2 separate regions of the Homo sapiens genome follow, and region 1 is linked to region 2. A link is a contact called in ENCODE Hi-C data. All regions are on one chromosome and are shown on one strand. The core of a region is the stretch at or near the end of the contact, and the rest is flanking DNA. Distances in the headings are between cores, read along the strand shown.

Region 1 (2,700 bases), core at 81-2,580, 150 kb before region 2:
TCTCAGAGCTTCGCCCTCCACAAAGTGGACTTTTTCTCTTATGTGGCTGCTAAGCTTCAGCATCCCTATCTGATGCTCATGGGACCCATCATTGATCCCATCTGAATTGTATTTGATAGTGGTTTTAGTTGGTATACAATGATTTTGATCCTGTTTCTCCAACGGGGCATCCACACTGAGTCTCTCCAACGCATCTCCATTTTGCTGGCCCACACTGGCTTTGGGTGAGGCATGTGCTGTGTTTGGGAATCCTTATTATCTTCCTGGAACAAGATGCAGGACAGCTGGTTAGGTGAGTGCCTCAGTGTGCTTCCTTTGAAAGGCAGGAAGCAGAAGAGGGTTTTGCTGTCACTCCGCTGTCTGCTGTGCCGTAGAGAGGGAGCTTCCAGCCCTGGCGATTTCTGCTTTCCTTTTTCAGAGGCTGGAGATCTTCTTAGCCCCCTACCCTTTTCTTTTTTGGCAGGTGGGGAGCAGGGAATTCACTGGGCCAGGGATGGGAGGTGTGGGGAAGAGTGGAGAGTGAGCTGAGCCTCGTGATTACCAGGAAGGTATTGAAGTATTTTGTATGTTTGGAAGGTAACAGGGTGAGGTTAAAAGGTAAATCTAGTTTTTCTCTGTCCACATTCCCTACACACACACACACACACACACACACACACACACACAGAGCACACTCAAGCCCTCATGTTGTACTGTTTCTGCCACCGTTTCCCTGCTGTTGTATTGCTAGAAGAGGAAGGTGATATTTTGGAAGACATTTGATCCATCTAATGGAAGAGGAAGAAAACAGAGAGATGAGATCAGGGGAATTTCTGAAAAAGAAATTCTGAAACACAAGGGACAAAAGAGTGAGTCATCGAGTCAGCAACAATCATGGGAGACCATCTGGCTCACGGCTTCCCAATTTTGTTTTTAGGGTTTTTAAAAATGTCTAAATGGCTTGACAATTACCTGCTCTGCTGCATTCAGGAGGGAGGAAGGGTTATTTACTTATTTACCTCTGACAATGAACATTTGTATAGAGATTGAGGTGGCACATTATATTTTGGGCTAGGTCTCTGAAATGAACCTTTGAAAACAATATATCTGGTTCGTAATGAAAAGGAAAAATAAAGTTAAAATAAGGTGGCAAGCCTTGGTTCACCTTTTTTCCTGGCTGGCAGATCTGCCTCCCCTCTGTTGTGGCTGAAAATTGCAGATGCTCAATTCCCAGACTCCTTTTCTGCCAGGAGCACCCTGTGTCCGAGAAGTTGACCTAAGGGCAAGTCTGCCGGGGAGGGGAGGGAGATGTCTCAGAGCGATTTTCCTGCCTGATAATGGGTGAGAGGCCACTGATGAGTGCCTATTCCTGTTTCCTTCCTGCTTAGCGTGCACAGGGTGTGATGTTTGGAGCAGCTACGTGGCTGTCCTGTGGCCAGGAGCAAATGCCCAGAGAACCCTGGGAAGGCTGACCCAGGGCCCTGACATGATGAACTATGGAACCAATTCAAGAACAGCACCACCAAACTTCTTATGTGGGGAAAACAAATTCATGTTGACGAAGTCATTTTTAGTCCAGTGGTCTGGTTTTTTGTTTGTTTGTTTGTGTTTTGTTTTGTTGTTTTGTTTTTTTTTGAGATGGAGTCTTGCCCTGTTGCCCAGGCTGGAGTGCAGGCTGGAGATCATGGCTCACTGCAACCTCTGCCTCCTGGGTTCAAGCAATTCTTCTTTCTTAGCCTCCCTGGTAGCTGGGATTACAGGCGCCTGCCACCACGCCCAGCTAATTTTTGTACTTTTAGTAGAGACGGGGTTTCACCATGTTGGCAAGGCTGGTCCCAAACTCCTGACCTCAAGTGATCTGCCCACCTTGGCCTCCCAAAGTGCTGGGATTACAGACATGAGCCACCATGACCAGCCTGGTCTGTTTCTTGAAAGTAATTTGTTACCTGGTAGAGACAGAGAAAACAATTTTCATGCAGGATTTTATTGAGTGGCTTACTCTGAGCCCAGTGAAATTACTACTAAACTTTATCACCACCATTTACCACCACTAATGGCATCAATAGCAACATTTATTAAGCATTTATTATATACTTGTCCTTTATATATATATATATATATGTATATTATTTCATTTAATTTCAACCCTATGAGATAGTTATTATTTATCCCCATTTTATAGGTAAGAAAATAAATAACAGAGAGTTTGTTAAGTAATTTGGCCAAAGTAATAGCTGATAAGAAATAGAAGTGAGGCCAGGTGCTGTGGCTCACGCCACGCTTGCTTTGGGAGGCCAAAGCAGGTGGATCGCTTGAGCCCAGGAATTTGAAACCATCCTGGGCAACATGGTGAAACCCCATCTCTACAAAAAAAAAAAAAAAAATTAGCTGGGCTTGGTGGCTGATGCCTGTGGTCTCAGCTAAGGCAGGAGGATCACTTAAGCCCAGGAGGTGGAGGTTGCAGTGAGCTGAAATCACACCACTGAACTCCGGCCAGGGCAACAGAGCAGGACCCTGTGTTAAAAAAAAAAAAAAAAAAAAAAAAAAAAAAGTGAACGTAGTTCCACAGTTTACCATCTTTTCCATAGGCATTAGACAAAAATTTAAAGTACAGCATATGTTTTAAAGTTAATTTTAGAAAGCAGTTAGTTATAAATGTTGTTCATACATAATAGCATCCACTTAACCATGTTTACATTGATCAGTGTATCCATTTTTATA
Region 2 (2,700 bases), core at 67-2,566:
GACTCATGAAATGTTTTTAGTACTTGTTTTAGACTTTCATTTCCTTTGGTCATGCTCTTGTGGGAGATTTAAGCAGTAATAGCATTTTCATTTTTCTTTCCTGCATTCCTTACCCATGAGAAGGTAATCTTTAATACACTGTTTTTACTTAGTAAGTTCTGGTGTTTTAAAGAAATGGGTTTTTTATTCAATCATAATTTATTGAACACCTACTAAGTGCCCAGCACAGAATCAGATGTTAATCTAACATAATTTTCCTTTTTTCAAATGGTCTTATTTGATTTTTTAAAAAATGGATATTAATGTACACTAGAATGGAGATTTTTGTTTACCAGTTATTTGTTGCTATATAAATGTGGGTTAAATTAGTTTTTCTTCCTTATACCACCAACCTTTCAGACTTTTAAAGGAATTACTGTAGAATTAAAATTAATAGATTCCTCAGTACTGGCCAAACTCATGGATTTGTGGCACTTCAGAATAATATTGGCTTTTAATGAACAGAATAGATTTGCATGGAAATGCCAGTTTCAGGGATAGAATTAGAGTTGGGATTTATTTTTTCCCTGAAGATCTGCTTCGAAAATTTGCCCCAGGTGATCTCTGTCCTTGTCCTAGGGTCACTCCAGAATTACCACTTTTTTCTGCTTGCGATTCATAAAGGTAAGAAGGACAAACTTAGTCTGTTTTGTAGTGGAATTGTTATTTTTTTTTAACCTTATCTTTTATTTTCCATGTAAAATTGCTTTTCCCTCTTTAACTACCTCGCATAGACAGGGCAGGTAGAGTGAATGTCAGATGAATTAAGGTAGCACTGAACTCCTTATTTAGCCTGTCAATAGCTGCATGATTGTTTTTGCATGAAATCCCAAGTTCGTATTAGCTGCTCAACTTTCAAACTTTAATGGGGAAGTCAGTCTTTATTCTTCAGTAGTGTATGATCCGTGAATTAAGTTTGTATTATGCCTTCTGTCCCAAAATTTCCTCTCTCTTAGCTTCTCCCTAGCCCCAGAGATCAGTTTCTCTGCATGTGTCAAACTTCCTTTTCTCTCCTCATATTTCATTCTTCCAGGATCTGTAATGTGTCCAAGTTCTCATAGCTCACTTAAAAATGGATGGAGTCCAGAGGGATCAGTGCCGACTTTTCATTAATCTATTAGAGCTTCACATTTACTGGCTTGCGCCAAGAGATGTGGGAGAGGAGGAAAATGAGTAAGATCTCACCTCCTGGAAAGGAGGGTGCCACTGCTTTTTCAGTGGTAGAGTTGCTCCCTTAAAGCAGACTCTCTCCCAGCTGAATTCTGAGCTGAGTGTTACAGAGATAAGTCAGCTTGAATCTGGAGGAGTGAGAGAGTTTGGCTAGGGCCCTGTGACAGCTTTGTGGTCAGGAAAGAATATGTAAATTCACTGAATTCCCAGGCATTTCAGCCCTAGAGGAGAAGGATTAGGGGAATCCAAGAGTCCTGACCTTACTGTGAGACTGAATTATAACTAGAGCCCTTTTTAACTAACACAGCTTGAGTTTCATATTTGAAATAACGCTTAAATCAAAATAGTCTCCACTCTTCCCATATACTGATGGGAAATTTATTAAATGTTAAAGTCTAATCTGAAATCAAATATAGCTTTAAATAAAACTATGCAACATCATTTAGTAGTGTTTATAACTTGAGTGATGACTGTCTGGGCTCAATAACCCAGATAGGAGAAGGAATTCCATGGCCCTCCTTCCCAATCCAGACCTGTCTGGAAGCATTTATTTGTACTAAGTTTTCCAGTCTGAAAGTCTGTGTCATTGTTTAGACTCTGTGTGAATAAACAGACAGAGCAATAAACTTCCTCTTCAGGTGAGGTTTATATCTTTTAAACTAGACTGTGGCCTCTAAGCCATGGCTTTCCTGTAGAGAGGCTGCATAATTCAGTTCTGCAGATGTTTTGGTGAGGCTTTACCATGTGCCCAACCTGCACTGTGTTCTTTTAGGCATAATGATAATTGCAAAGAAACATGGCTCCTAATGAAGTTGTAGTCATTTTTGGGAAAAGTGAGTCTGACACACATTAATTAAGATACCTACTTCAGAAAATCTTAAAATATGTATCATCGAGGGCTGGGCGCGGTGGCTCACGCCTATAATCCCAGCACTTTGGGAGGCCGAGACGGGCAGATCAGGAGGTCAGGAGATCGAGACCATCCTGGCTAACACGGTGAAACCCAGTCTCTACTAAAAATACAAAAAAAAATTAGCCAGGCGTGGTGGTGGGTGCCTGTAGTCCCAGCTACTCAGGAGGCTGAAGCAGGAGAATGGCGTGAACCCGGGAGGCGGAGCTTGCAGTGAGCCAGGATCACACCACTGCACTACAGCCTGGGCGACAGAGCGAGACTCTGTCTCAAAAAAAAAAAAAAATTATATATATATATATATATATATATATATATATACACACACACACACACACACACACACACAATCAAATGTCATCAGTTCAAGCAGATATGCGCTTTGTAGTCAGGAAGAGGAAAAATGAGTGTTGGCTTTAGTTTTGGGGGGAAGTTTGCTGAAATAAATTGGATTTAAGATGATCTGTGCAGAATGTGTTCACTTTTGGGTGCCAGATTTTAATAAAGTTATCATGGAGCTTCCTATTTGGGTATCAGGCATGACTTAACATCTAAACATCAATCCCTACAACCGTAGGCTA

What was found. Hi-C counts contacts between places; a loop is a spot of excess contacts on that map.
Region 1: a map of endothelial cell of umbilical vein shows a loop between it and region 2 (2.7-fold over the local background). The contact joins two enhancer-like sites. A Hi-C loop is called at or near these places in 1 of 168 maps with a recorded cell type or tissue (endothelial cell of umbilical vein).

The regions. Positions count from the first base shown.
Region 1 is chr6:21,614,866-21,617,565 of GRCh38, forward strand. No RefSeq gene overlaps it. Among named protein-coding and RNA genes, the nearest start is that of SOX4, 22 kb to the left of the region's middle. Within about 2 kb of position 1,331, at least 2 of the 41 ENCODE cell types and tissues checked have a DNase peak (open chromatin) inside an H3K27ac peak, as active enhancers do; they include endothelial cell of umbilical vein, where a contact is called at or near this core.
Region 2 is chr6:21,768,400-21,771,099 of GRCh38, forward strand. All of the region lies in intron 2 of CASC15 (cancer susceptibility 15), which reads left to right. Among named protein-coding and RNA genes, the nearest start is that of CASC15, 100 kb to the left of the region's middle. RefSeq lists enhancers at 1,050-1,663, 2,187-2,686. Within about 2 kb of position 1,317, at least 7 of the 41 ENCODE cell types and tissues checked have a DNase peak (open chromatin) inside an H3K27ac peak, as active enhancers do; they include endothelial cell of umbilical vein, where a contact is called at or near this core.